3 separate regions of the Homo sapiens genome follow, and all the other regions are linked to region 1. Evidence: chromatin loops called from intact Hi-C (ENCODE). Cell type or tissue: OCI-LY7. All regions are shown on one strand. Links, peaks and the distances in the headings refer to the core of each region. The heading gives the core; the rest is flanking DNA. Region 1 holds the start of CDKN2B-AS1 (CDKN2B and CDKN2A antisense cis and trans regulatory RNA 1). Region 2 has its middle 48 kb from the start of CDKN2A-AS1. Region 3 overlaps MTAP (methylthioadenosine phosphorylase).

The links. Hi-C counts contacts between places; a loop is a spot of excess contacts. Peaks named below come from ENCODE experiments on the same cell type or tissue, not always from the same donor. Only the 100,000 strongest peaks of a DNase experiment are listed, where the experiment ranks them.
Region 2: a loop joins it to region 1, with 2.4 times the contacts of the local background. A loop is called at or near these places in 7 of 110 quality-filtered maps.
Region 3: it touches region 1 in a loop (2.1-fold over the local background); 4 of 110 quality-filtered maps call a loop at or near these places.

Annotation. Positions count from the first base shown.
Region 1 is chr9:21,990,382-22,001,029 of GRCh38, forward strand. CDKN2B-AS1 (CDKN2B and CDKN2A antisense cis and trans regulatory RNA 1) reads left to right here and starts at 4,410. Exons shown (of 19, transcript NR_003529.4): 1 at 4,410-4,780. LOC124902130 (a long non-coding RNA gene) reads right to left here and starts at 3,647. Exons shown (of 2, transcript XR_007061436.1): 1 at 3,505-3,647; 2 at 1-2,099. It also overlaps a transcript of CDKN2A not described here. RefSeq lists silencers at 4,084-4,343, 4,664-4,863. In OCI-LY7, for the core only: CTCF peaks have their summits at 4,521 and 5,503; DNase peaks (open chromatin) are centred at 4,030, 4,330, 4,690, 4,970 and 4 weaker places; H3K4me3 peaks cover 5,579 bases; H3K27ac peaks cover 4,373 bases.
Region 2 is chr9:21,913,822-21,924,469 of GRCh38, forward strand. It overlaps a transcript of MTAP not described here. Among named protein-coding and RNA genes, the nearest start is that of CDKN2A-AS1, 48 kb to the right of the region's middle. In OCI-LY7, for the core only: no CTCF peak of the experiment used is centred there; a DNase peak (open chromatin) is centred at 6,020; H3K4me3 peaks cover 1,161 bases; H3K27ac peaks cover 1,174 bases.
Region 3 is chr9:21,826,978-21,837,625 of GRCh38, forward strand. The region is part of intron 4 of MTAP (methylthioadenosine phosphorylase); the gene reads left to right. Among named protein-coding and RNA genes, the nearest start is that of MTAP, 30 kb to the left of the region's middle. RefSeq lists enhancers at 4,955-5,264, 5,132-6,331, 6,581-6,720. In OCI-LY7, for the core only: no CTCF peak of the experiment used is centred there; DNase peaks (open chromatin) are centred at 6,274 and 6,574; H3K27ac peaks cover 2,330 bases.

The sequences.
Region 1 (10,648 bases), core at 1,120-9,119:
ACTCAGTTTCCTTGTCTTTCCTCCCTCCCTACCCATCTAAGGGTAGAGAAGCTCTTAGTTCATCCACTGTGTAGGACTGTTACCGTGTGTCAAAGGCTTTGGAAATGTATATTTTACTGATGATGGTCATAGCACTTTGGAAAACTCAAAAGTGAAACGAAGAAAATAAATATCACCAAACTTTTTCCCAACCCCTCTCATCCTGCGGAAACCATTATAACTAATTTGGTGAGAGAGAGAGAGAGAGAGAGAGAGAGAGAGAGAGAGAGAAACTGTTTACTGTTTGGAATCTTGCTTTAAAAAAACCTGACTTTATAATGCAATCATTTAACAGTCTATGAAATATTCTTCAGATACCTGATGATCCAGAATGTAACTGTACCATAATTTAACACTTTATTGCTAGAATTTTATGCAGTTTTTGATTTCTTGCTACTACTTATCCATCTGTATTAATCTTTGTCAGAACCTTTCTTTCCTTAGGATGATGCCTGAATATAAAATAGCTGAATGAAAGTGGATGGGTTCATTTTAAAATACAAAATTGTTTTTCTTGATGGTGAAGTGTTTAAGAGGTGGATTAATCTCATTGGGCAACAAATAGAGAAGATATTAGTAGTTAGGTATATGAGAATCAGAATTCAGATAATTTGTCTTAAAAATTCATATTCAATGTAAAAATTTTATATTTAGAAAATGAAACTGTACCCATTGTTTATATAACTTAAACTGCCAAAATAAAGCACCACAAAAACTTTTTATCACGTTGGTTTTTGTATCAGGCTGGGCTTTGCAGCAGATGGAGGAGCTAGGGCAAGCTTGTCCAACCTGTGGGCCCGAGGGTCACATGCAGCCCAGGATGGTTTTGAATGCTGCCCAACACAAATTCATACACTTTCTTAAAGTATCATGAGTTTTTTTTTTTTTTTAAGCTCATCAGCTATTGTTAGTGTTAGTGTATTTAATGTGTGTCCCAAGACAATTCTTCTTCTTCCTATGTGGCCCAGGGAAGGTAAAAGATTGAACACCCCTGGCCTACAGTGTTCTACTATGAAGTTTCAGTTTTAGTTCGGCCTAGAATGTTTTAGTACAGAAGGCAAGTGAGATTTTCTCTGTTTCTCCAAGGACTTTTGAAAAAGTGTAAAAGCACTGGGCCCACTGTTGAACCTTGCTATAAAAAAGTATTTTTGATACCATTTGTATCACTTTAGTAATAGGAGTTTTTCATATGTTGGGAAAATGGTTTAGCTTAACTCTATCATGGTAGTTGATAGTGATGAACTAACGTGGAATAATAGATCTGTAAACCATCATAGACGGTAATAGGCTATGTTGTTGCTACCTTAGGATCATAATGGACTTTCTAAAATTCAAGAGTACTCAAAGAAGTAAAATGAATATAAGTCTTGATTTCTGAAAGGGCTATGGTTCACTTGGAACACAATACAAACTGTGAATCATGTACACATGGGGAATAATGGTTTATACTAACTGCACAGTGCTTACCTTGAGAGGACTCTGTGCTATTAAAGAAAAAAATAACCTGAGCCTTCTGAAGTAGCTATAAACAAATGAATATTTAACTTCATAATAAAAATATGACTATTTTGTAAATGCACCAAGGTAGAAGTAACAAATCAACTATGGCAATTTTTCAGGTTTCTGTGGTTAAGAAACTGGTAACGTGGAATTTTAGTATATGTATTTCCAATCATATAAAAATAAAAAGTCATAATAAACATATTTGCAGAAACTTAAAAAAAGTTAAAATAACATCTTATTTGCAATGATATTAAATAATTCATACAAGTAATTTTTAGCACTTGTGCCTCTCAAGGAATTGTATGAATCCTAACATAATTAGTATCCATATATATTCCCAAATCAATATAGCCATGGGCATAAAATATATTAATGTGAAATATATAATTACATATCATTATAATTAACACCGCTAGATTTTATATTATGTATATCATTTTACATATGAAATTGGAAAATTGCATATATTTCAAGACATTCTATCCAAGCTGTGTTCTATCTTGAGAAACTTCCTGAAGATTGCGCTTTTCACATACGTCCTGAAAATTGATTTATACCTAAATAACAAAAAATGATCTATTTCAATGAACCTATCATTTAAATATTTTTGCATTTCATGCATATACATTAACATACTATAAAATATTTTCTCTAACTTAAAATCACCACAATGTTATGTTTTATAGGCCTAAACTAAAAAATACATAATTATGGCATTTATATACATTGACATGTTCTACTTTGTTACTACAGATTTTCAGAGGCAACTTAATAATTTAAACAAAATGATTTTATATAGAATAATATTAACTAGAGTAATAAATATTTTTATATAGACAATAATATTAAGAACTATATTCATACAGTTACCGGTCACAGTGGCTAAACTTTTGCTGATACGGATAAACCACTGTTAAAAAAAACAACAACCAGGGTCTTGTCAATGTTTCAAAATGAATTAAAATCAAATCCAGCAACAGGCCCTGAAATCCTTTATAAGCTCCTTTGACTAAATTAAAAAAATTAACTTGCATAATATGAAAAGTAAAAAATAAAATGTGCATTTATCCTATAGATTATAAATTTTTGCTAATAGAAATTGAGACACTAAATTAAACACTGATAGTTTTAACAGGTTTATATTTCCATGTCAAAGAGACAATTAACATTGCAGTAAAAAAATAATTACCCCTCCGCTGGCCTTTGCTTTTTGAAGCTATATATTCCTGGCGAAGCATACCACAAGGACGGTCATAAAAGTGAAGCCTCATTAAATTACTTTTAGACTTATTACACAAGTTTTAATTAGCATTGTACATATTTTAACTGTACATATATTCTTTCAGTTTTCCTGGTTATAGGAAATTACACTGGCTGTGTCAACATTTGTCAATGTGAGGACAAAACTACCTTGGATTCTGTTTTTCAAGAAGTAGGCCTCATTTTTAAACTGTGCTAACTGTCGTCTGAGATGACTAAAATACTATCAGTTGGGATTTCTCAGGAACAGTTCTACAGTTCTGTCGTTTGCTAAACATACGAGCATTGTCCCGAGCAGTTTCAATCACTCAGGCCGCCGGACCTCTACCTCTAACTCACAAAGAAAGCCCATTTCCCTGTTGGCTGCAAAACTCCCCCAAGAAGCAAGTGCTTGCTCCTCGCAGCAGTAACTGATCCTACGATCCTTGTTAGCATTTCAGGAAGTCGCTGCCTGCGTGCCCCGTATCTCACGGGTCCTCCACTCTCCTGGAAGGTGGGAGAGGGTGACCCCGCCGGGAGGCTGGGGAGAAAAAAGGCCGCCTCCAGAAAACTTAGATGGTTAGCAATAATTCTCCCCAAGGAGAAAGAAAGTGTGCTTGAAATACACCTTTCCTACTGTGTGTGTGTGTGTGTGTGTGTGTGTGTGTGTGTGTGTGTGTGTGTCTTAGTCATTCCCACCCAGGATATTCGGGACTCACTGACTTCTGAGGTGGGTTTAGAAGCTCTGTTCGCCTCAGTTTCCCACGATTGAGGGGCTGTGTGAAGGGAGGTCCAGGTTCAATGGTACTGCGAGAACCACATGTCTAAGTCGTTGTAACCCGAATGGGGAAGCCTCCACCGGCGGTTATCTCCTCCTCCTCCTAGCCTGGGCTAGAGACGAATTATCTGTTTACGAAATCACACCAAACAAAACAAGTGCCGAATGCGCCCCGGACTTTTCGAGGGCCTTTCCTACCTGGTCTTCTAGGAAGCGGCTGCTGCCCTAGACGCTGGCTCCTCAGTAGCATCAGCACGAGGGCCACAGCGGCGGGCGCCCCTGGCGCTGCCCACTCCCCCGTGAGCCGCGGGATGTGAACCACGAAAACCCTCACTCGCGGCGGGCCGCACGCGCGCCGAATCCGGAGGGTCACCAAGAACCTGCGCACCATGTTCTCGCCGCCTCCAGGGCCGAGCTCGGCAGCCGCTGCGCCGCCCTTTGGCACCAGAGGTGAGCAGCGCCACTCCTGCCCCCTTAACTGCAGACTGGGACCCACGCACCGCCCCCTGCCCATCTCCGCCCCGCAGGCGCGCACCCGCCTTCCCTGAGCGCGCCCGCCCCCCACCTTCACCCCCACCCCCACCCCACCCCCACTCCCACCCGGACCTCCAAGATCTCGGAACGGCTCTGAGCCCTGCGCACGCGGGAAGGGCTGCCGGAGGCGCCCGTAGGGAGGCGCGCGCGCGGGCGGCTCAGGGCCCGCGTTCCTCTCCCTCCCGCCTACCGCCACTTTCCCGCCCTGTGTGCGCCCCCACCCCCACCACCATCTTCCCACCCTCAGCGCGGGCGCCCCGCGGTGACGGCCCAGGGGCCGGACGCCTGGAACGCAACTCCAGGCAGCTCGCCCCCTAGCTACATCCGTCACCTGACACGGCCCTACCAGGAACAGCCGCGCTCCCGCGGATTCTGGTGCTGCTCGCGTCCCCGCTCCCCTATTCCCCTTATTTTATTCCTGGCTCCCCTCGTCGAAAGTCTTCCATTCTTCAAACTAGATTATTTAAAAATGAAAAAGGAAGAAAGGAAAGCGAGGTCATCTCATTGCTCTATCCGCCAATCAGGAGGCTGAATGTCAGTTTTGAACTAAAAGCCGCTCCGCTCCTCTTCTAGATTTGGAAAACAAGCGAAATTAAACTAAACCGCTGCACGCCTCTGACGCGACATCTGGACACGGCGCGGCGCTGGCGCTGCCGGAGCTGTCGACCCGGCCTGGCGCCGGACTAGGTAGGTGGAGTCGCACCCGGGGGTCCCAGCTGGGTCCGGGCGCCCATTCCCCTCCCAGCTGCCCGCGTCGCCGAGGGCGCCTGGCTGGGACAAGCACCGAGTCCTTTGTGTCTAGCCCATTTTTATTTTCGGTTTTAACCTTCACGACAGCCGCGGAGCATCTGAGCGCTTCTTCCTCTTTCCTCTTCCCCCGCGCTCCCCTCCCCTGCTGGCCGCTCCCCTCCTGTCGCCGCGTCCTCGCGTAGAATGGTTGTCTTGGCGACCGTTGGCCGCTGCCGCCTCCACGCTCTGCCCCGCGCCCAGACACCCCGACTCCCCTTGATCCCGCCGCCTGACTCCTCGGCGTACGTTCTCTCTCCGGTCTCCCCCTCCATGTCCCCTCCTCCCCTTTTCTTCCACATCACCGATCCTTTCTGGACTCTCTCCCTTCCTCCTTTCCAGCTGGGAGACAGGAAAAGCGGTCCTGTTTGGGAACAGTAAAAGCAGGGCAAGGAAAGGAAGGAGCGGCAGAAAGGAGGGGTGAGTCGAGGACACAGGGGCAGCCGGAGAATGCGGAGGAGCCGGGTCCTGAGCGCGGTCTAAGCGAGGCTCGGCTCTCGTCCAGGAACTCGGACGCGGGCTCGCCGGCTCTCCGCGCGCGGGAAGTCGAGCCCAGGACGCCGCCTTCAGGCCGGCGCGCTGACCCGGTGCCCCGACCCGGAGCCTGCGGTCTGCCTGGATCCGTCCTAAACCTCGCGGGCTGGACCCGCGGCCTGAGTGGGTGGGTGTGTGCCAGAGGATTCGGGACTAGGCCCAGCTCCGGGAACCTGGAAATGTGGCCCGCTTCTCAGTGGCTTCCTGTTCATGCGCTTGGGCCTAGTGGCCTAGTTGAAGAAGTGGAACCACAGCGTGAGCCGACAGGGCCTTACAGATCAGACGTCAAGCCCCCCAGACCTTACAGGGGAGGAAAGTGAGGCCTGCACTGGCCGAGCCACCCACTTAAGGCGGTGCGGTAGCCTAGAGGAGCGGCAGACTTCTCTTTCCCCATCCCCCGCCCCATCACTTGACGTTGCTGCCGGACCTCGGTACAAACCCAAGACAAAACGGGGCCCTTTGGAAAAAGTGAGATTTAGCGATCACTCTTACGTAGCCACTCTAAATATCTATCTAGATATTTACAAATGCACCTCCCCGGTAGGTAGATTTCACTCAGAATTTACCCAACACCGTGCTTTGTGCTGGGGCCACATGCCACCTTTCTGTCTAGTATGGCTGCTCTTTCTCCCTCTTCGCAAATATAGCTCTTTTTCCTTCAGGTCTCTTCTGAAGTAAGTAGCCCTTCCTCAGAAATGCTTCCCTTTTCAGGCACCCTCATACCACCGTGATTTTTTTCTTTATAGCACTTAGGACGAAGAGATTATTTTACTTATGTACTTGTTTACTTGTTTGTTGTGTAGAATGTCAGCTCTATGGGAACCAGATCCTTTTATGGGTCTTCCTCTGCACCTATGCCACGCCCCCAGCATTCCCCTCCTACCACCACCTTCAGCCGGCCTCCGCCTCTGTAGGGGGGCATTAGGTTTTCTGTCCCACAGAGGAAGGGCGCTTTAGAAAGGGTTAGTTCATCCTGGAAGAAAAACGATGTCGGATGCCAGCATAGTGTCATTTAAAGATACTGGAGGAATGGAGTGGGAGCGGTGAGGGTTTCTTGGGCCTAGACAATGTAACTAGTTGTTGCAATAAAGCATGGTGGGGAAAGGAGAAAAGGCACGTATTAAACATCTTTTGAAGTCGCTATCTATATCAGTCAGTTCTCCAGGGAAACAGAACCCATTGTGTGTGTGTGCGTGCCAGTACCACACATATGTATATGTATATACACACCGTCATGGGGTTGCTTAACAACAGGGATACATTCTCAGACATGTATCTTTAGGCGATTTCATTGTTGTGCAAACATCATATACAAACCTAGGTGGTATAGTCTATTATACATCTAGGCTGTATGGTATGGGCTATTGCTCCTAGGCTGCAAACCTTTACAACATGTTACTATACTGAATACTGTAGATAATTGTAACAAAATGTAGTTTTATATCTAAACACATCTAAACATAGAAAAGGTAGTATGTTGTGCTACAACTTTAGGACAGCTATGACATCACTAGGGGATAGGAATTTTTCACATCCATTATAATCTTATGGGACACCACCAATATGTGACTGTGGTTGACTGAAGCATCGTTATCCAGCACATGACTCTGTGTGTGTATACAATTTTATATATACGTACATTATATGTCTACACACACATATGTGGGGGAGAGAAAGAGAGGGAGGGAGAGAGAGAGAGAGAGAGAGAGAAAGAGAAAGAGAGAAAATACTTATTTTAAGGAATTGTCTCAGAAAATGGTGGGGGTTGACAAATTGGAGACCCAGGGAAGAGTTGTTGTTGCAAGACTTGAATCCAAAGGCAATCTGGAAGCAGAATTTCTTCTTCCTTGAGGGACCTCAGTCATTTCTCTTAAGCTCTTCAACTGCTTGGATGAGGACCACCCATATTATTGAGGATAATCTGCTTTTTCAAGTCTACTGACTTAAATGTTAATCATATCTAAAAAATACCTCCACAGCAATATTTAGACTGGTGTTTGACTCAAACACTGGGTACCACAGCCTAGCCAAGTTGACATACCAAATTAACTGTCACATTATCCCGTCATGCCTGAGGGGTTCTCTGACCCTCAGTTTTCTGAGGATCAAATTTAAATTGAGGGATCTATCTTTGTTTATTGGAGCCATATAGCTCAAAGTATAATCATTTTCTCTCCACAGGAACTAGACCTAGGGATAAGGGTAATTGCTTATTTCAGAGGAATGCCATCTGAATAAAAGGATAATTATATAGTAAGCTCTCTGTTCAAAAAATGTAAATATTAAAGTTTGAACATCTAAATTCCATCTTGGTTTCCCCCACTGCCGCTGCCCAATACCTGTTCTCTTTCAGTTGCAGTATGCAGGGGAATTCTAAGTTTAATATTAGTCTCAGCAAAATACAATGGTGAAGATGACTCTTTCTAGCATAACAATGGGTATGTGGTATTCCAAATACTTTTGGAATGCGGAGTGACTATTGGCTATGTGCTCTTCAAAAAATTAATAATGAAGAACTGAGCATGTAATTTCACTTATATTACTTATTTTATCCTCACAGTGGCCTTTCAAAATTGGGATTATTACTCCTGTTTTACAGGTGGAAAGAATGAGGCCTAGAAAGGCTCAAATCTTGAACACTTCATGGCCAGCAAGAGCCAGGGCTGGAATCATCAGGCAGGCCTTTGGGTTACAAGCCTTGTGCCTTTTCTGTTGTCCCAAAGGCCAGGGTCAATAGGGAGTGAGTTATCTGTGGGTCACTTATGCAGACAGAATCACTGAATATTGGAAGTTTTTGGGGTTCTCTTCCACTGGCCTAAAAACCTGAGTTAATTGAGTTTTTTTTAACAGGGGTAAATAATTTTCTGTTTTAGATCAGCAAATTCATTCCATAGGCAGGGATAGGGGAGAAAAATCTTACTGAATATCCCTTGTCTTGTTCTCCTCCTCCCCAAACTTAATGTCCTATGACACTAGCTTTATCCCTTAGGTAACTCTTGATTATCCAAATTTCATGAGAAACTTTCCTAACATTGCACATGCTCAAACTCAAAACCCCAAAGTCATAAGAAAAAAGATAACATAAGCAAGAATAAAAAACAATTATTTGATCATATATGTCAAAAGATTAATTACTAGACTATATAAATAAATACATAATCCAGTAAAACAACAATCCAATAAAAAAGGCAAAGGATATAATAGTTTATAGTAGAATATGTGCAAATAGTAAAAAATAAAAAGATAATCTTACTCATTAATAAATGTAAACAGAAACAATGGCATATAACCACAAGTGTGGCAAAAAGAAAAAAGACTACTTTGACAAAGTTGTCAGGAAACAATCACTCTTACTATTACAACTTGGTGTAATTGTTTTGAAAGGCAGCATTACAATATCTAGTCAAAACTGTATGAGAATATAGGTACCCTTTGACTCAGCTATTCCACTATTTTAAGTATGTAAAGACACACACAAATAATGTATGGAAATATATATACACATATATACTATATAGTATATATAGTTCATATGTATGTTATATGTTTGTGTATATATCTATATACTTATATACACCCTTTGACTCAGCAATTCTATTCCTATAACTCATGTATGTAACATATATAATACATATCTTTATATACACATATGTACACACATATCTGTAAGTATGGGAAGATGTATACACATGTACACATATATATACATACATATGTATATATGTATTTTATGTATGGATACATATGTATATATGGATAGATTTTACACCTACAGACACATTTAGATATGTAACTTCAGCTAAAGCAATTCACTCCTATATAAATTGCTACAGATAACTTGTATAAGTATGCAGAAATGTTTCTTTATAGCAGTGTGTATTAGCAAACAAAGTGCAAGAAAGAGAAAAATGATTGACATGCTTGTGAGGAGACTTTTTTTGTTGTTGTTGTTGTTAGGGCTCATTCATAAAATAATAAAACTGTGCATCCATAAACAATAATGAAGCACATCTATATGCACTGACAATGGAAGTTGTCAAAGATCTATTGCTAATTAAAGAAAGCAAGTGACAGAATAGTATGATCCCATTCATGTTTTCCAAATATGCATGCTGGGGGAGAGATGTTTGCAATTATATGTACTTATATTTCTGGAAGGATAATTAAATATTTGTAATAGTGGTTACCTTTGGGTAGTAAGAATGAGGGTGGGAAAAATTTCAGATTTTTGCTTACTACTTTTTGCTTTCTGGACTGTTTGAAAGTTTACCATGAGCAAGAATTATTAAATAACAACCACAGGAATATTGGGGCTCAAACCTAGAGATTCTAATTTTGTAGACCTGGAGCTGATCAACAAGTCTAAATGTTAAAACATCCTCACGGGTGATTCTGACATGGAGCCAGGATTGAGAAACAATTTTCTGAAATGGAAGGGGTTTTAAACTTGTTGTCCTCAAATGACTACTGAGGCAAACACCATTCTTATAGACATAAGACATACTTGGGAGCAAATGTATAATAAAGTGGTATGCTTCCCTAGAAAGGGGACGACCTTAAATCTTTCTGTTTATGGTGGTATTTAAACATATTAAAAACTACTAATTTTGGAATAGTCTTACTGTGATAAGTCTAACTATCAAAGGCAGTCCAGAGATTAGCAAATAATAGAGGATGATCAAATGTTTTTCAGAAAATATTATAGGTGGCACTTTGGCAGGAGATTCTGAGAATGGTGAGAGGGTGCCTCTGTGCCCTAGGAAAGGTGATAGAGCTTAGAAACTCAGAACTCAGATGGAATGAGGAGCCATGCCATATACATCTTTACAACAGTCACCCTCTAGAAGAAAACTCTGTGTTGACAATAATCTGCTGACTTGTCTGTGGGTTTTTGAACAGAATAAACTGTTTCTTCTTTTATGTTTGTGTATTATTGCTTATAAATATATTCTAAAATATATAATAACAAACAATAACAGTACTTGCAGCTTAATTAAAGAAAAAATGCAAGTATCTTATTTATACTAAGAGAAGAGAGAAACCCGAAGAACAATGGATTATCCTTACATATTTGGTTTGGGATTACATTGAGAGCTACCTAAATACCAGACACTCATTCTTGGTCCTGACTCCTACTCTGTTATCCATAGCTCAGTACCTAGTATCTGGCGCAGAAAGAAGTGGAATGGAATTATCAGGGAGACCCAGTTTTTAGCCAAGACTAAAAGGTTTTAG
Region 2 (10,648 bases), core at 1,511-9,510, 76 kb before region 1:
ACCAACCTACAGTGAACAGGCAACCTACAGAATGGGAGAAAATTTTTGCAATCTACTCATCTGACAAAGGGCTAATATCCAGAATCCACAACGAACTCAAACAAATTTACAAGAAAAAATCGAACAACCCCATCAAAAAGTGGGCAAAGGATATGAACAGACACTTCTCAAAAGAAGACATTTATGCAGCCAACAGACATATGAAAAAATGCTCATCATCACTGGCCATCAGAGAAATGCAAATCAAAATCACAATGAGATACCATCTCACACCAGTTAGAATGGCGATCATTAAAAAGTCAGGAAACAATAGGTGCTGGAGAGGATGTGGAGAAATAGGAACACTTTTACACTGTTGGTGGGACTGTAAACTAGTTCAACCATTGTGGAAGACAGTGTGGCGATTCCTCAAGGATCTAGAACTAGAAATATCATTTGACGCAGCCATCCAATTACTGGGTATATATCCAAAGGATTATAAATCATGCTGTTATACAGACACATGCACACATATGTTTATTGTGGCACTATTCACAATAGCAAAGACTTGGAACCGACCCAAATGTCCATCAATGATAGACCTGATAAAGAAAATGTTGTACATATACACCATGGAATACTATGCAGCCATAAAAAAGGATGAGTTCATGTCCTTTGTAGGGACATGGATGAAGCTGGAAACCATCATTCTCAGCAAACTATCACAAGGACAGAAAACCAAACACCGCGTGTTCTCACTCATAGGTGGGAATTGAGCAATGACAACTCTTGGCCACAGGAAGGGGAACATCACACACCGGGGCCTCTCATGGGGTGGGGGTGGGGGGAGGGTTAGCATTTGGAGACATACCTAATGTAAATGATGAGTTAATGGGTGCAGCACACACCAACATGGCACATGTACACATATGTAACAAACCTGCACATTGTGCACATGTACCCTGGAACTTAAAGTATAATAATAAAAAAAAAATAATAAACAAATGGTATCCCTGGGAATCATATAGATAATATGGTAAATAAAATGGAAAAATAGAAAAAAAAAGAAATTGCCTATTTTGGACATTTTATATGAAAAGAGTCATATAATATATGGCCTTCTGTGTCTGGCTTCTTCCATCTGACATAACGTTCTCAAGGTACATCCATAGTGTAGCACATATCAATACTTTGTTTTCTTTCCTTCCTTCCTTCCTTCCTTCCTTCCTTCCTTCCTTCCTTCCTTCCTTCCTTCCTTTCTTTCTTTCTTTCTTTCTTTCTTTCCTTTCTTTCTTTTCTTTCGGCAGAGTCTTGCCCTCTCACCCAGCCTGGAGTGCAGTGGTGGGATCTTGGCTCACTGCAAGCTCCACCTCTGCCTCCTGGGTTCATGCCATTCTCCTGCCTCAGCCTCTTGTGTAGCTGGGACTACAGGCACCCGCCACCACGCCCGGCTAATTTTTTTTTGTATTTTTAGTAGAGATGGGGTTTCACCATGTTAGCCAGGATGGTCTCAATCTCCTGACCTCATGATCCACCCACCTCGGCCTCCCAAAGTGCTGGGATTACAGGTGTCAGCCACCCGTGCCTGGCCACTTTGTTCCTTTTCATGGCTGAATGATATTTCATTTTATGGTTATACCGCATTTTGTTTATTCATTTGTCACCTGGATTGTTTCCACTTTTTGGCTGTTACAAATAATTCTGTTATAAACCTTCTTGTACAAGTTTTGGCATAGGTATATTTTTCATTTCTCTTGAGTGAGAACCTAGGAGTGGAATTACTGGGCTATATGGTAACTCCACATAAGTTTTAGAATTTTACTCTGAGTATACTTATTTCAATAAGTATAAAGAGGAGTGATATAATCTGACTTGCACTTTAAAAGATAACTCAGACTATGGTGTTGAGAATATACTGTAAGATAACAATTTTTTAAAAAGCGGAGCAGCCCAGCATGGCAGCTCACATCTGTAATCCCAACACTTTGGGAGGCCGACACAGGAGGATCACTTGAGCCCAGGAGTCTGAGACCAGTCTGGGCAACATAGACAAACCCTCTATGTCTCTACAAAAAAATACAAAAATTAGCCAAGTATGATGATATGTGCCTGTAGTCCCAGCTATTTGAGAGGCTGAGATGGAAGGATCACTTGAGTCCAGGAGGTTGAGGTTGAACTGTGATGACACCACAGCACTCCAGCCTCAGTGACAAGGCACGACTGTGTTTCGAAAGACAGAGAGAAGGAGAGAGAGGGAGGGAGGGAGGGAGGGAGGAAGGAAAGGAAGGAAGGAAGGAAGGAAGGAAGGAAGGAAGGAAGGAGGGAGGGAAGGAAGGAAAATAACCTAGTTAAAAGTTTGTACTTGGTTGAATAGCTTCCCTCCAAAATTCATGTATACCTGGAAACTGAATGTGGCCTCATTTGGAAATAGGTTCTTTGCAGATGTAATCAGTTAAGATGAGGTCATACCGGGTTGAGGTGGACCCTAATCTAATGATTGGTTTACTTATAAGAAATGAGACATTTTAGCTGGGCATGGTGGCTCACGTCTGAAATCCCAGCACTTTAGGAGGCCGAGACGGGTGGATCACTTGATGTCAGGAGTTCGAGACAGGCCTGGCCAATATGGTGAAACCCCATCTCTACTAGAAATACAAAAATTAGCTGGGCATGGTGGCAGGCACTTGTAATCCTAGCTACTCCAGAGGCTGAGTCAGGAGAATCACTTGAACCCAGGAGATGGAGGTTGCAGTGAGCCGAGATCATGCCACTGCACTCCAGCCTGGGTGACAGTGAGAATCCATCTCAAAAAAAGGAATGAGACATCTGGACACAAACACAGGAAAAAAAAAATCCATGTGAAGGTGGACACATAGATTGAAATGTTGCATCTACAAGCCAAGAAATCCCTGATGTCACTGACACTAGATGTACCAGATCTAGAAAAGAAGAACCTACATCGCTCCTGGATCCTTCGTAGAGAGCAAGGCACTGCTAACACCTTTATTTTGGACTTCTATCCTCCAGAACTGTGAAAGAAAAAAAAATCTGTTGCTAAAAGTCCCCCAACTTGCAGTACTTTGTTACGGCAGCCCGAGGAAATGAATACGGAGGATATTGTTGTTATTTAGGTGAGAAATAGAGTTGGCCCAGACTAGTGTGATAGAAGTCAAGGTGAAGAAAAAAGGTCAGAATCTAGAATTATTTTGAAAGTAGAGCTATAAGATTTACCAAAGGATTGAATGTAGGTTTTGAGGGAATAATAAAGGAACCAAGAATAATCCAAGACTTTTAATCTAAACTATTGGAAAGATGTTGCCATAAACTGAATGAGGAAGGCTTTGGGTGGAGCAGCACTCAGGGGAAATACAAAGAGTCCAGTTGTTAACTTTTAGAAGCCTATTTAATACCCAAGTGGAGATGTCAGGTAGGCAGTTGTACATAAAAGTCTTGAATTCTGGAGAGAGGTCTCAGCTAAAGATATAAATTTCTGAGTGGTCCACATAACAGAGGCATTTTCAGCCATTAGATGGCACAAGGTTGAAAGAGATCACTAAGGAATGCAGAGCAGAGACGAAAGCAAGGCCTACCCTGGGTACTGCAATGTTAGTAGGTCAAGGAAAAGAGAAGAAATCAGCAAAGGAGACTAGAAGGGAGCAACTGGTGAGGAAAAAGGAAGACTAAGAAATTGTGATGCTTGTCACTAATCATCAGGGAAATGCAAATTAAACCACAAAGAGTTACCAGCTTACTCCTGCAGGAATGGCCATAATTAAAAAGTCAAAAAGCAATAGATGTTGGCATGGATGTGGTGCAAAGGGAACATCTTTACATTGCTAGTGGGAATGTAAATTAGTACCACCACTATAGAAAGTAATATGCAGATTCCTTAAAGAACTAAAAGTAGAACTACCATTCAATCCAGTAATCCCACTACTGAGTATCTACCCAAAGGAAAAGAAGTCATATAAAAAAGACACATGTACATGTATGTTTATAGCAGCACAATTAGCAAATGCAAGAATATGGAACCAATCTAAGTGCCCATCGACCGAGTTGATAATAAAAATATGGTATATATGTATATGCCATGGAATACTACTGAGCTATAAAAAGGAACAATAATAATGTCTTTTGCGGCAACTTGGATAGAGCTGGAGGTCATTATTGTAAGTGAAGTAACTCAGGAATGGAAAACCCAATATTGTATGTTTTCACTTACAAGTGGAACTTAGCTATAAGGATGCAAAGGCATAAGAGTGATTAATGGGCCGGGCGCGGTGGCTCCGCCTGTAATCCCAGCACTTTGGGAGGCCGAGGCGGGCGGATCACGAGGTCAGGAGATCGAGACCATCCCGGCTAAAACGGTGAAACCCCGTCTCTACTAAAAATACAAAAAATTAGCCGGGCGTAGTGGCGGGCGCCTGTAGTCCCAGCTACTTGGGAGGCTGAGGCAGGAGAATGGCGTGAACCCGGGAGGCGGAGCTTGCAGTGAGCAGAGATCCCGCCACTGCACTCCAGCCTGGGCGACAGAACGAGACTCCGTCTCAAAAAAAAAAAAAAAAAAAAAAAAAGAGTGATTAATGGACTTTGGGGGCTCGATGGGGGAGGTTTGGAGGGGTTAAGGGATAAGAGAATATTGGGTACAGTATAAACTGCTTGGGTGACAGGCACACTAAAATTTCAGAAATTAGCACTAAAGAACTTACCCATTTAACCAAAAACCATCTGTACCCCCAAAAACTATTGAAATTAAAAAAAAATTGTGATTGATGTGGTTTCGCTGCATCCTCGCCCAAATCTCATTTGTATTTTAGCCCCAATAATCCCCACATGTCATGGAAGGGACCTGGTGGCAGGTAATTGAATCATGGAGGTGGGTCTTTCTCGTGCTGTTCTCGTGATAGTGAATAAATCTCACAAGATCTGATGGTTTTATAAAGGGGAGTTCCCCTGCACATGCCCTCTTTGCCTGCTGCCAGGTAAGATGTGTCTTTGCTCCTCTTTGCCTTCTGCCATGATTGTGAGGCCTCTTCAACCATGTGAACTGTGAGTCAATTAACTCTTCCCTTTATAAATTACCCAGTCTTGGGGGTGTCTTTATTAGCAGCGTGAGAACAGACTAATAAAATGATACCTGTACTAGAATCCACTTGAAGAAAGGGAAGCACAAATTGATCACCAAGGTGTGACATAGGAAAGCATAGTTTGATGGTCCATCAAACACTATTGATAGGAAAAAGTGAGAACTAAGAATTGAGCATTCAATTTAGCAATATAAATATTATTGTGACTAGGATGAACAATAGTTTCAGCAGAGTGTTTAAAGTAAAATCTTGGTTAGTGGGTTTGTAGCTGAAAGAGAGGAAATTGGAGACAGCAATTACAGACACTTGAAATTTTTATCAGGGAAGATTTCAAGCATATAAAAATATGAATTAACAAAAAATGAAACCCATCACCCACATTCAATTGTTTTTAACTGATAGCCAATGTTGTTCATCTACTTCCCCACTCCCTCTGTCCCTACCTTACCAGATTATTTTGAAGATACTCTGAAAAAATAATTTAACTTCATTCATAAAAATTTAGACTTCTGCTTTAAGGCTCTTGCATTTTTTCTTTTTCTATAAAAGGAGCAAAAAAACAGATGGTAATTTGCAGGTGGAAGTGAGGTTAAGAGAAGATATTTGTAAACCACTTTTGGATCCCTGGGTTCAGATGTGGACTAGCAAGAGAGTTGGATTTAACCAGGGTTTTGGTTTTGCCATGTATAAAACACTGTGAGGTTCAAGGGTGTATGCAAAGGAATGATTACTATCCTTTGATAATTGACTATGTGACCATAAGCATTTTAGCTGGGTAAGGAGTGGAGTGATGACATAAAGTGGGTGAAATACACTGACAAGGTGATAGAATCATAGCTTAGAGGTCAAGGTGGAGTAATAAAGTGGTGGTGGTCAAAGAGCACAAGTTAGTCAGAGAAGCGGGTTTACAGGAAATAAGCCAGAGAATGTTCATCAACGTGTATATTAACCCATTTCCTGTTTAGAAAAAAAAAGTGTGGCTTGCTGCCAGCACTCACTGAATTTTACGTAAACACACTCTTTGAGGCTGAAGCAAATCTGACTGATTTTTCAATGTGAAAATAAAATATAAAAATTCTTCATGGAGTTATTTCTAAACAGAACTTGTCTCTAATCCTAATGTAACAGAAATGTATATGATATTACATTAGGATTAGAGACAAGAGAACAAGAATATTCTTGGGGCAAACAGGAAATGGGTTAAGGAATTAGACTAGAGTAGATTTATAGATAAGGAGACTAAGCTCAAGAGCGAAAATCATAGAGAAATGAGTTGAATTACAGAATGGGAGTGGCTGGTGTCTTTTAGAAAGGAGGGAGTATATTCTGAACATAGCAATGAGGATCAAGAAAAAATTAGCCCATGACCAGAGAGAGCTGTGAGAGTATAAATAAACAGTGCCCACCTAAGAAGACTGTAAGATAAGCAGGAGGGAGAGCTGTAATTCCATTAGAGCAATGAAAAGAGATTTTCCTTGGCCACTGCGTGACGCTTTTTTAACATGTTTTTTTCCCTCAACCATAAACAATTGCAGGCACAGTTGTGAGCATGGGCAAATTCAGGTTTTATGTGACCTGAAACTTACTTAGTTTGGAGGACTTTCTTTAAGGAAAGACTGTAAAATTTTTATTTTCCCAGATTTTACCAACAAAAAAGTGCAATTATGCAAACCCATTATCCACTTACCTTCCAATAGCCCACTCGAAAGGGGCTATTGGGAAACAATTCTCTATGGATATTTTCACCTTTCTGCATGATCCAGGCTTTCTGAGCAAACAATATGGTCAAACTTGATTAAATAATTATTAAGTGGTAAACATGCCTTGGAAGCCAGAAATTGTGTATTAATCTGGAAATATTTATCCCTTGGATAAATCCCACTTGATCATGCTAAATGATCTTTTTAATGTGTTGTTGAATTTGGTTTGCTAGCATTTTGTTGAGGATTTTTACAACTATGTTCACCAGAAATATTGGCCTAACACTCTTTTTTTCTGTGTCTTTGTCCAATTTTGGTATCAAGGTAATGCTGACCTTGTAGAAAGAGTTTGGAAGTATTACCACTTCTCCCATTTTTTTTGGAAGAGTTTGAGTTTTTTCTTTAAAAGTTTGACAGAATTAAGCATTGATGCAATCAGGTCCTAGGCTTTTCTTTAATGGGAGACTTTTTATTACAGCTTTGATCTCATTACTTGTTTGTTCAAGTTATTTTTTTCTTTATGATTCAATCTTAGTAAGTTGTATGTGTTCAGTAATTTATCAATGTCTTTTAGATTTTCCAAAAGAAACTTGTGGTTTCTTTTGGAAAAAGTTGTCCATAATTGTTTTTAATGATTCTTTGTATTTCTGTGGTCTCATTTGTTAACTCTCCCTTTTTGTTTCTGATTTTATTTACATGGGTCTTTTCTCTTTTGTTCTTAGTTTAGGTAAAGGTTTGTTAATTTATTTTTTCAAAAAAACCTTTTTGTTGATATTTTGTATTTTTTACTCTCAATTTCATTTACTTCTGCTCTGATCTTTATTATTTCTTTCTTTCTACTAAATTTGGTTTTGTTTTGTTCTCTTTTCTAGCTCCCTGAGGTGCATCATTAGGTTGTTAATTTGAAGTTCAAAGATAATATAGAAATACAGTGGTCATTGTAAGAAAGTTTTAACCTAGACAAAACTGTTCATTTATGAAGTGGATTGGAAAAGAAGAAATTCTGAATTCCTCAAGAACAATGGAATGTAGATTTTGATTATCATGCAGAGCCTTACAAGAGACTCAATAAATCAAAATATGCCTCTCTTAAAGACTTCTGGCCAGAAGCAGTGGCTCACACCTGTAATCCTAGCACTTTGTGAGGCTGAAGAGGGCAGATGGCTTGAGCTCAGGAGTTTGAGACCAGCCTGGACAACATAGGGAAACCTCATCTCTATTAAAAATAAACATAATAATAACAATTAGCCAGGCATGGTGGCACAAGCCTGCAGTCCCAACTACTCAGGAGGCTGAGGTGGGAGTGTTGGAGTAGGTAGTTAGGCAGACATGAACATCAGAAGAAAAGCCCATCCCCCACCAGTAATGTCAGGCAACCATTAGGTGATGGTCAGGTAGTTGTTAAGCAGTCTTTTTAAAATAATAATTGGTTGCAGTCAGTGCCAGAGAAAGGCAGTCTCCCAATATATGGAAAACACTTGAAGCCGGTGGCCAACAGCTTCCCAATAAGGAGCTGAGCAAGCAGTCTCAAGCATGCACTAAGAGGCAAAATGGCAGAGTTTAACTGGTGTATGACCAGTTCCTCTAGGAACACTTGACTGGCAAGGGAAAAACGCCTCAAGTGAGCATGCACACAACTTCAGTAAATACACTGTGCATGTGGCCGCTCACAAGTGCTGGCAGGCCACTGTGCATGTGGATGGCCCACCCCAAGGAAAAATCAAGAGTGGAGAGACACAAAACTCCAGAAGCATGCCAACATATAAAACCCCAAGTCAAAGGTCAAACAGGGCACTTGGATTTCTCAGGTTGCCAACTTGGCCCTCTTCCAAGTTACTTTACTTTCTTTCATTCCTGCTCTAAGAGTTTTTAATAAACTCTTACTTCTGCTCAAAAACTTGCCTTGGTCTCTCACTCTCGCTTATGCCCCTCAGACAAATTCTTTCCTTTGAAGAGGCAAGAAACAAGTTCTTGCAGACCCATACAGATTCACTGCTGCTAACATACTTTGATGCCACATGGCTTGGATACGTTCCCCAGTGGTAAGAAATCTCTATGCCTCTCCTTCTTTGGCTGGAGAAGAAGGAGATCTGTACACAGTTTTCTTCTCCCCTTTCACTCTCCTGCCTTCCAACCAATTCCCAGAACTATTACTCTCAGCCACAGTGGCTCTGCACCCGCTGGCTGATCTCTCAGCTTACCCTGACCGGTGGCTTACAGGGGTAGGAAGGACCTTGGAGTCCACACCATGTAGACCTGAAATACTAATGGCCCTCCTAGACAGGAGGCTCATGAGAGTGGTAGGGCTAAAGCCTAACACTGTGCAATGTCTGCAATTTCCTCTGCTTTTTCAAATACAATTGTCTTTTTCCCCAAAACCCACACCACCTATTCTCCTGTTTTCTCTGTGTGTGTTCTGAAACGGCCTTGTGTGCCCACCACACTGTCTACCTCAGGGGCAAGTCTGTCTCTCTTCTTTCACTTTGTATGCCACGCAACTTCCTTCTCTACGTTAAACACACACTCCCTGTTATTCGTTCACCCATGGCTCTTGTTGCATTTGTACAGCAGCAGAGAAACAGGCTCCCTTGCAGATGTCCATTGGCTCATTGCCAGGATAGACACTAATTAGAACCCCAGTTCTTCCAGCTCCTTATGACTTACCATACACTTTTCATCCCTGTTATGCTCCAGGGTCAAGTTTTTGGTGGCTTTTGAAGCAGTTTTTATGGCTGCATAGGACATCACTCTGTGGTTCTTTAAGGATCTCACCTACTTGCTTTTTTTGAGTTAGCACCCCCTTTGGGAGGAGAGAAAATTCTTCCTTTGCCATTTGTGGGCTCTTATCCCAAGCTCCGAGTTCTCCAAAGATTCCTCTTTATGTCAAGAGGGCAAATAAACATTGCTGTTTTGAATCCCAGGGCTGCTGTTTATGTGAGCATATGAAGGTTTTCCGTCAGTATTCCTCATGCTTCCTCCCACTTTCTCCTATAGCAGAGGGGTTGTCCTGTCTACTCAAGCATTTCTTCTGGATATTACCCCAGGAGGACAGGGAACCTCTAATACAAAATTTTCTCCATTCCTCTAATCACTTCCATACCCTCCTCAATGTGCTTAAGGACTCTCAAGGTCATATTTAAAGGGAGGGAAGTGCAGCCTCTTGCAGCAGTTGGCTGAAAAACAAGCTTCTCATCTACTTAAAGAACATGGGAAATGGATTATAAAAAAAAAAGAGGTAATCATTTTGTTGCCAGAATGCTGTGAGTAAGAGTCACTATAAGATCATGGAGATAAGGATATAGGCCAGCCCAAGGCTGCAGGTGCAAGAGACAAAGTACCCATAGGACAGAGAGAGATAAAGGCTGGTCACAGGCCACAGGCACAGAACAGATTACCATTAGAACAGAGATGAAGGCAAGCTTAGGGGTACCTGGTAAGACCGGTTTATTCTGAAACTCCAAGGATAAATAGGGGACCCCTGTTCACTTGGGTATTTCCTCTGTTCTCAAGTGGGTAATTGTGATGAGATGGGACACAGGTTTGGGTACCCAGTAAGACAGGTTCATTCTGGAACCCTAAGGATGAATGGGGGATGCCCTGTTCAGGAAAGGATAATAGGGAAATAAAAGGAGATACCTTCTTTTTCCTTTTTTTCTCCTTTGTTGTATCTTCACAGATGGGTAATCACATCTCCCTACTACAGTACAAACCCTTTGGATGCATCCTCAAGAACTGAAAGTTTGACCCCAAAACCCTGAAAAGGAAAAGGCTAATATTTTTCTGTATCACAGCCTGGTTTTAATACAAGCTCCAGGAGCAGGAATCTTGACCAGAAAGTGGAAGCATAAATTTTAAATTTTTAATATGCTCTATCAGCTAGAT
Region 3 (10,648 bases), core at 1,340-9,339, 160 kb before region 1:
CTAACTAATGCCTGATGATCTGAGGTGGAAGAGTTTCATCCTGAAACCATCCCCTCTGACCCTCTCTGTGGAAAAATTATCTTCCATGAAATCAGTCCCCGGTGCCAAAAAGATTAGGGGCAGCTGTACTAGGGCCACCCCCTCCCCTATTCCTGGTAGAAATAATTGCCTCTCAGAATGCTCTGGGTGAAGACAGGAGCCTCCTGGGCTGGATGGAGAGTGGAGAGTAGCGCAGAGTTAAATCATTTGGGGATCCTTCCACAATCCCCCATCCAATCACCCTGCCTACCACCTCAGTCCATGCTGCTCCTCCCATCAGTTATCTCTGAGCTTACTGTACTCACAGCCTGCTCCTAGAGCTTCTGCTATGGGAGAGAGGGTTGTCCAGTCCAGGCCACTGTGGCTTCTGCCTTTCAGGGATTCATTATAATTTCCAGTCTATCAGAAGCATTCTTGGTTGTTTCCTGATGGAATGAAACTGTTTTGAAATTGCCCATTCTGTAGGTCAGAAATGGTTGAATATCAGCAGTTTCATGTGGTTCAACCTAATAAATAATGGGGTTAGACTAAAATGGTTACATATTTCTCACCCCAAGTTATGTCCTTATAATGTATTTATACCTGACATTATATATTTGTGACCTGTTTCCCTCTAAGCCATGTGAGATCAAAGTCACTTTCTGCCCAGTTTGCACCATATCACCAACACCCACAACAGTTCCTGGCCCATCTTTGCTCTGTCAGTAATTTTTGAGGGCTTGAACATAGTCATTTGAATAGAGAGATAGGCTGGAGTTTGTGTTTTGGAGACATCTTGATCAAAATCTCAATGGCTGTCAACGTCCATGTGTTTGGAGGTAATAGTTTAAGAAAATGATTATAATATGATTGCTAAATAGAGTGGAATACAAAACTCCATATTCAGGATGATCCAGATGTATAAAGTATTACAGATGATACTGTAAAGTCTGAATTGGGCACTGAGCCTTGGGTTAATCTGTTACTTAAACAGTATGACTATACGCTGTTGCATTTCCCAGATCTTTTACTCACATGTCTTAAATGTAGATGTTTCACATACTGGCTCTTTCAAGAAAGCAGTTGGGTCAGAAGATGGAGACTAGAAAGAAAACAGGTATTGCCATCAGATCTGGTTTCATTCTATCTTAGCCAGGTAACCTTAAGATCTTCTACTATTTTTCTGTTTATGAGACATATGGATAACCTGCCCTCTTAATGTTTCCTTGGAAGTTCAAAGTCTCTAATAAGTGCCTTTTGTGGGATCTTGCATGTGTTAACCTTCTCAGTAACTGAGTGCCATTATTGAGAGTGTGTGCATACTGGCTGGAGGGTCCACTAGTTGACACTACTTTACAACAACAGGAGGAAAGAATCTGTTAAAAGAAGGATCCCTGGCAGGGTGCAGTGGCTCACGCCTGTAATCCCAACATTTTGGGAGGCTGAGGCAGGCAGATCACCTGAGGTCAGGAGTTCGAGACCAGCCTGGTCAACATGGTGAAACCCCGTCTTTACTAAAAATACAAAAAAAAAGTAGCCAGGTGTGGTGAGCACCTGTAATCCCAGCTACTCGGAAGGCTGAGGCAGGAGAATTGCTTGAACCCAGGAGGCAGAGGTTACAGTGAACCGAGATTGCTCCATTGCACTCCAGCCTAGGCAACAAGAGTGAAACTCCATCTCAAAAAAAAAGAAGGATCCCTAAGAGAATATAATTTAGCATGAAATCTCAATTTTTACATTGATTACTTATTTGGGGTGATAACGTTTTGAATATATTAGGTTAGACAAGATTTTAAAGTTAATTTTACCTGTTTCTCTTTTACTTTTTCAGTGACCACTAGAAATTTTAAAACTATGTAGGTGGCTAACATCATATTGCTGTTGGATGCATCTTTTAAGTGCTGCTGCCTTTGATTGAGCTGAGTGGGTTCCAGTTAACCAGGCTTGAGCACATATATCATTCATTATGTGTTTGAACATCTCATAGCAGAAGATGCCTTGCATATATATCATTCATTATGTGTTTGAACATCTCATAGCAGAAGATGCCTTGTGGTTAATGCCCTCTATGTGTTTTACTGATAGCACATTTCTTAGTAAAGTGAATCTTGGTGTATTGAGACGGGCATCTCCTACCTCCACTTGCTGATGGCATCAGATACAAATAGGCTGTGCCATTTTTAGCCTGGGGTTTCCCAGAGTCATACCCACAGCCCCAACTTGTTTAACAGGATTGTAACATCCTGTAAAGCCACCCCGTGGATTATAGAATTCCAGGGCAGCTGGGGCAGGAGCATTGAATCAGGAGGTTTCATCTTGACTCTGTTTGGCCCTGTGCAAATCACTTTACCCACTACACGTTGGTTCTTTCTTCCCAATGGAGGGCTGAATTGCACCATCTCTCTCTCTCATTCTTTTGTTGTTTTTTTTTTTTGTTTGTTTGTTTTTTTGAGACAGTCCCACTCTGTTGCCCAGGCTAGACTGCAGTAATGCAATCTCGGCTCACTGCAAGTGTGAGCCACTGTGCCTGGCCAGGCTCCTTTTCCCTACACTGCCCGTGTATTCTCTCCAGGGACTTACCTAGAACCACACACATTGGCCTATTGCCGTAAGTTTGTCAGCACGTTGTCTCAGAAAAAAAAAAAAATCCTCATCCTAAAGTGTTCTTCAAAGGCTAGCGAGATTGTTTAATAATACGGCTATTCTTATTTTATAGATGGCCAAGCTAAAGCACATCATTTTCTTTTCCTTCAGTGCCAGCATGAGCAGGGCGGGGGGACCAACCTCAGATTTAAGAAAGACATGTGGCTGATTTTTAGGGTTGTTTTTAGAAACATTAGATTTCTTCTCTAATAATGAAATATACTTTTGAAGGACTCTGACAATGCTGGAAGCTCTTTTAAGAAAAATGTCATTCTTATCTGAAAATCTTTTTTTTTCTTCTCTCTCTCATGCTACATTACAGCTGATGAAGTTAAAAAGCCTGGGCATAAGAAAAGGGGAGCCCTGGGTGTGACTGCCCTGGAAAAAGAGGTAGAGAGTGCAGTGGGTTCAAGTATGTTTGGGTATGTGCAGTCAGTCTTTGTGTCTTTCTCATTCAAGTAAATTCCATAGCAATTAAAGTGAAAATAATCATCTTTCATTTGTGAGTAGAGCATCCATAGAAAGCAACATATATCTTGGTCTAGAACTTAAATTCCAAAAGAATGTGTTATATTTTTCATTTTCCCGTTTTTGTTGCACAGGGACGAGTTTCCTGATGCTTCCTTGCCATAGGCCCTGGGCTCTGTGTGTAGTGTTCTTCCCAAACCAAAAATTAAAAATAGGAAAATCAGAATCTATACCAAGAACTTTGTCTAGGAGGCTTGTCTGCAGTAGGTTTCTTCAGTGCCTATGCCTCCTGCTGGATTGTGTTTGATTAATCCATTTCTTTTAACTTGTACAAGGTCCCCATTGTTAGAGCCACAAGTCATTTGGCCACTGAGGGTAAAAGATGGTTAGGAGTGGGATTTGTTCCACTTCTTTGCAGCGATTAAACAGTCAGTTTGAACTGGGGAAAGTATTTGACCTTTAGTCTGTCCTAAAAGAATGTCATCAGGCTGTTTATACATTAAAAGGCTCTCATAAGATATGTACTCCCAGATTCATAATTTTGGAACTTCTCTCCTATGGTACACACCCTTGTATGTATGCACACCTGGCTCTCACTGAGTCACTTATGGGAAACTGAAGCAAGTTTTTCTATTAATAGGGGAAAAAAGACCTCATAAAAGAGTCAAAGTAAATGAGACTTAGAGAAATGTAGAAGCATGACTATGCATCACTGGGCCTTTGCTTAGTTTTTATTCATCAGCCATGGAGAAGAAAGGCATGACTCTTTCCTGCCTCCCACACCCACCGGACTTGTAAAGCTCGACTTCGATGATGCATTATAAAGTGGTGCACAGGATTGGTTTTTAATGAGATTTTTGCCATTGGAGCAAAGCAAGACTGTTTCCCTGCCAGCTGCTTTATTCAAGTCATGAGGCATTTTGTTGTCTCCTCCTGTACTTGTGGTACATGGGCCCTCCATTTTCTAGCCCAGTTCTTGTTAGATACCTTTGCACATTCATTTGTATGTATGGCAGAACTGATGATATGGCCTTTCTTTCACCCCCAACTACTAACTGTCCATGCCATTAAAGATACATGGACAGGGGATTCCAGCAATTTCTACAGTTGCTCTTCTTTCTCTTTACCATTAATCCTGATGATTGTAGGAAATCAGTACACCATATTTATTATGCAAATCTAAGAAAAACAACTAGATCTATAAACTATTTGAAAAGATGCCCACATTGTATTTTTTTGTTGTTTTTTTAGATAGGATCTTTCTCTGTTGCCCGGGGTAGAGTGCAGTGGCCTGATCGCAGCTCACTGTAGCCTCTACCTCCTGGGCTTAAGCAATCCTCAGCCCGTCTAGTAGCTAGGATTACAGGAATCTGCCACTGTGCTTGGTAATTTTTTTTTTTTAAGGAGATGGGGTCTCACTATGTTGCCCAGGCTGGTTTCAAACTCCTGGCCTCAAGCAGTCTTCCTGCTTTGGCCTCCCCAAAGTGCTGGGATTATAGGCATGAGCCACTGCACCCAGCTACATATTTTTTAGAAAAGGATCAGATGAGTAGGACTTGCTCAACTGCTATCACTGTCAGAAATATCTCAAGGTGAAACTTGCAAACATATCAGTAAGGAGAAGGATGAGATTTCTTTTTTAATAGTCTTCTTTATCAGGAATGTTTTGCAGATATTGATTTTTTTTTTTTTTACAATGAGAAAAATATGACCAAAAACTGAATATTAAAGGAAGCAGAGTGTGATTCCCGGTGCTAAACAGTTTCTATAAAATGTGGCTAATAACATATTGGCCTGTTGTGCCTAAGGCCTGTGTTTGGGTTATGCCTTCTCAAAGAATGCAGTGGAAGAATCTCAGCTTAGAAGTGAGGACATCCAGAATTCTTTCCTGGCTGTGCCGTGAAATTCCTTTGTCACTTAGTGTCCTCATCTGCTAAATGAGGGTGTTGAATTGATTCCTAAAAGTTCTGGTATCCTCCCCTCTTCAGATTATTTCTTCAACTTATTTTCTTGGTAGAACTGGGAGAGGTTCGACTTTGCTTTTGTCACGCATTCTTACTCATCAGGAAAGTCCCGCTATAAACACAGTGCTGAGGGATCAGTTATGTCAGTCTGTTTCCTTCTCCCAGAGACCAGCCCTGCCTTGGGCTTCCCCTAGAACTTTATGTCATAGCATAAAGGCCCGTGTCTGGGCCCTGAGGTTGGGAGTATGCTCTGATGTCAAGTATTTGATCATTCTCTTTCTGCCTCTTGATGACTAGAAAGCGTTTTATGGTAAAGAGTTACGCAAGAAGCCTTTGTTTAGCTCTTTCTCTCATTGCTAAAAATAGTAAGCTGTTTTTAACCCTTACTGTTCTTACTTCTTCTTACTCATTTCCCTCACTCTTTAGCTGAGAATGTCACCTCCACCTTTATAGAGAAGACAGAAACTTAAGCATAAACTCTTCACCTTCCTTCACCTTCCCTTTCCCCAGTTACTTGCGTCCCTGTTCTTTGTCATCCTCTTGTCTGTAGCTGTCCTTGAAGTGGTGTCCACTATTCCCCTGGATGAGGTTCATTCTTACGTTCTGTTCCATAACCTAGTTGTGTTATTAACTTCCCATCATACATCCTTTTATTAAAAATCCTACACTACCAGTTTTTGAGTTCCTATTAGGTGTCACAATCAGTTAATCCCACTTACGGCATACAGCAGTCATTATTCCAGTTTATACTTGAAGAAACTTAGGCCCTTACTATGTTTCTGGCACTGCTTATTATCACAGCTCTAGAAGACATCTTCTATCTACCTTATCCTTCCCTTTTACAAAAGGTGAGAAAACTGAGGCCCAAAGAGGTTGTTGTCACCACCTATGTAGAGTGAGGATTTTTATTTTTGTGCTATTGTTTAGCATGATCTCATGAAATATAATAGAAAATAAGGGGAAACTATGGTACCTGTTTATTGAGCAGCCTTCCTTGACTGGGATATAAACATCCATTGGTTTTCCTCCTTTTTCATGCCACCACAAGCACTCAGGGGCACTCTTGATACCAGAACAGTGGGAGGATCTTAGTGATATTGGTCCAAATTCATAAGTTTTCACTTCTCTTTTTTTTGAGACAAGATCTCACTCTCGCCCAAGCTGGAGTACAGTGGCGCCACAGCTCACTGCAGCCTTTACCTCCCAGGCTCAGGTGATCTTGCCACCTCAGCCCCCCAAGTAGCTGGGACTACAAGGGTGTGACACCATACCCAGCTAATTTTTTGTATGTTTTTGTAGAGACAGGGTTTCACTATGTTGCCTGGGCTGATCTTGAACATCTAAACTCAAGGGTTCCACCCACCTTGGCCTCCTAAAGTGCTGGGATTACATGTGTGAGCCTCACTTCCTTCTGGTTATAGAGACAGAATTGTTCCACTTCTTAGTCTGATGTTTCTGTCAGAATTTTTTCTCATGACTGCCTATTCACGCTGCTGTTTGATTCTTGGGATATATTTTAAATGATGGGTAGATTCACTTCCCCTAAACCGTCCTCCTTATGAGCAGCCGTTATTCTGCTCTGCCAGTAAATTAATTGACTCACGATTCTGCATGTTGGGGCTTGTTGTGGATACAGACCGTATTCTGAAATGTCCTCAGAGGTCGATGATTGTGTTTGCTTCTGCCAGGGGATGGGTGTTTGCCCTCAGCTTGTTTGCAACACCACATTTCCTCAAAGGAAACGTATTAACTAACAGCTATCTTCAAGCCAATGTAAGAGTCTTGATTCAAGAAACAACCTACCAGTCAGTCTATTTCTAGGCTTTTCTCCCTCTCTTTGAAAGTGCCAGTGTTCTTCCTTTCACTCTCTTGAACTCATTTTTCCTGCCAGCACACATCATTTTGTCTCCTTTACTTTTCCATAGGCTGTTTTTTTTTATTTGTCTACTAGCTTTTCTTATCACATATCCCTGCTTGACAACCTTAAGCAATTTGTTGGATACCCTTGATTTGAGGCCCATCAATATGTCATACTTTGGGATTGGCAGAAGAAATGTTTAGAAGCATATTTTCCATAAATGATAGTGACAAGTGCCAAGCACTTGCTTCATGTTGTCTCATTCAGTTTTCACGGGGACTTTATAAGGTAAGTGGGATTACTCCCGTTTAAGGAAACTGATATAACTGAGGTGCAGAGAGACGAGAGTGACTTTCCCAGAGGCACACAGCTAGTGAGTGGTAAAGCCAGTAGATAAGCCAGTCCCTGAAATCCGTGTTTTCCAGTAGGATCCCAAGCTATGGGGAGATAAAAATTAGTCCCCTTGCCTAGCTAGAGGGCTTTAAAGGTTAAAGCAAGAGGAAGAAGCAGACCTTATCTTTTAGTTCTGTAAGTTTGGAGTGTATCGTGGGTCTCACTGAAACTAGAAAAATTGTCAGCACGGCTGCATTCCTTTCTGGAGGCTTAGGGTAGAATCCCTTTCCCTGCCTTTGCCACTCACCTTGGCATATGGCCCTCATCCATCTTCAGAGCCAGCAATGGCAATGGAGTCCTCACCTCTCATCATGCTGACATTGACTCTTCTGCCTCCGTCTTCCACATGTGAGGACTCATGTGAAGACATGCCGCACACCTAGTTAATCCAGAATAACCTTTCTATTTTAAAGTCAGCTTGTTAGCAACCTTAATTCCATTTGCTCTCTTAGTTCCCCTTTGCCATCTAAAGTAATATATTCATAGGTTCTAAGGGTTAGCATGTGGACATCTTCGGAGGGGCCATTATTTGAAATCTAAAATGGAGATGTTATTGCATCGCAGTCTATTGGGAGGTAGCCACTGGAGGTTTTTGCAGCCTTGTTTTTATATTTAAGCAAGGGTGTATATGTGTGTCTTAGTCTGTTCAGGTTGATACAACGGAATACCATAGACTGGGTAGCTTCTAAGCAACAGAAATTTCTCACAGTCCTGGAGGCTGGGAAGTCCAAAAAAAGTTGCCAGCAGATTTGGTGTCTGGTGAGAACCTACTTTCTCACAGATAGCACCTTCTTATTGTGTCCTTACATGGTGGTAGAAGGGCGACCTAGCTCTCTGGGATCTCTTTTATAAGGGGTCTGATCCCAATCATGAGAGATCTGCCTAATCACCTCCAAAAGGCTCCATCTCCTAATACCATCACATCTTGTGAGTTTGGATTTCAGCATAGGAATTTTGGGAGGACACAAAACTTCAGACCATAGCAGTAGGGATGTTGCTAATACCTCACGAAGAAAGAACTTAAAGAAGCTGAGTAATTTGCCCAAGACCACACAAAAATTCATTCGAATCCAGGGACAAAACTATATTTCCTGTGTTTTCTCCATGTCACTCAGAAAATTCAGCATGAGGGAGAAATATGATTCTTAATATAGAATCATATTTCTATATTGAAATATGATTTCAATATAGCTGTTTTGGCTAGAACTTGGAAGTGAACAGGCAGGCTTAATTGGGCAACAGTCCCCACTTTGTGGGGTGTGATCGGCAGGCTTATTCCAGGCTTCTTGCTGAGTTATAAAACTTCTGATTTATCTGATAGAGACCTTCAGAAGGAGGACTGGTGCTATTAAAATTATACACATTTCATTCTGGAATTTCTTTTGAGGGCATCATCCACTCCCCTCAGCTGTGATTGTAAACCTCATTGCTCTTGGTCAGAATTTCATTCAGCATTAACAATGACACATCCTGTTATGCTGTGCAGGTGTATTGCTGTTTATAGGAATTTAAGTTTAGATCATTAAATGTTTCAATACTGAATGTATTGACAGTTAAGTTGATGACGCAGAAAACTACAAATAGCTGGGCAAACTATAAGAGGTGTTTCTCGTCTGCACCTTCCCTTCTGGTATCTTGATAGTATAGCCCAAAAATGGTTTTAAGCCCTTGCTTCTCCCCCAGGGCTACCCTCTTTGCTTGCACCTTACAAGGTTGAGTGTTGTGAGGCCCCATCTGGTGCCGACTCCAATTCTGTCTCTAGCCCAGACCCACACTTGTGAGCTGCTATGAGTTATCTGGGCATCTTGGTTGACTTAATCTTCCTAACATCCTTGTAAATAGGTGGATGAATACTATGTTTTATGATTGGAAAATGAAGAATCAAAAAGATATGGCAATTTGGTTTAAGTCCACATAGCTAGTAGTTAGGGAGCTTTGTTGAGAAAGAAAAATGCATGAGAGGAAATTAAGACTGTAGTTAATAATTATCAGGTGCATATTAACGTTGCATGAAGCTTAACTTAAATACATGTTATTCTTAAGGTTAAAAAGTTCAAAACAAAGGCGGGGGTTCCAAGGCAAATGGGTGGGGATAGACAGGAGATGGGCAGAGGTAGATGAAATGCGGGTGTTATGGTGTGGAAGTCAGTTGGAGTATAGCCACTGGAGGCTTTTGTGGCCCTGTTCATATCATAGTTATAAGTGGGATGTTGCTAATGCTTGACTCATCAAAGGCTGAAACAAAGCCAGAGCTGAAGTTGAGTACGTGTCACCGTTTTATTGGTTAATCTTTCAAAAAGAGAAAAGCCTCTGTTTATACAGGCTGAAACAGTCATTTGACCTGTTCTTCAACTCCATCTGGAATTGCTTTGGGGTTAACTTAGCATTTCCCCTAAAGCGCATATGACAGTGGGTTGGGAGGAGCTCGGATGGGGTTTTTGTTCCTCCAGAGCGCTGAGGCCTTATTTCTGAGTGAGGTGGCCTTGGTGCCAGCTAATGCCACTGTTTAGTGTGTGATGAACTAGAAGTAACAGGTTAATTTTGGCCAGTAGACTTGCCAGCTGTGTAAACGGAACCAGTGAAACTATTTCTCAGTGCTGCCTCCCACCCCTGGAAGAGGACATCATGTTATCTACCTGCCCCTGTTGGCTTCCCTTGACCCATCTCTCCCATGCTGTCCCCTCCTCCCTGTGTTACTCATCAGTTCAAATTTAGAATAATTGAATGCACAGAGAAAGTGGCTTGTTCTGAAAACTTCTGACAAGAAATTTCCAGGTGACTTGGTGCTAGATTAATTTTAGCCTCTCTTATGGATTCAAAACTGTTTTGTCAGAAGACTTGAACTAAGACACTTTAGAATTAATTACGGCTGGGAAAAAGAACAATCTAAATGAGGCAGCGAACAAAGATTCCTAAATATGGAGCAAGACAAGTGGCTCTTTATTTCAGTGGGTCACTGGCATGAAAAAATATAGTTGGGGTTACAGGCAGGAATTACTCTTAGAGACATGGGAATTAAATGCAAGGTAAGTACCTTGTTTGGACCCTGAAACTAACAAAGCAACTGTTTAAAAACAAATTTTTTTAAGACATTGGGGAAATTTGCATCTGCTCTGAGTCAAAGCCTGGGATTTGTGTTTGTGAAAAAGCTAATAGAGGAAGCAAGTTGGACACAATTTAAGAAATTGTTGAATCTGGGTGATGTGTATATGGTGTTAAGTATATGATTTTCCACGTCTGTGATGATGAAACATTTTTGTATTGACTTCTTAAGTGTCTTACCTGGCCTTTCTGAGCCCACAGT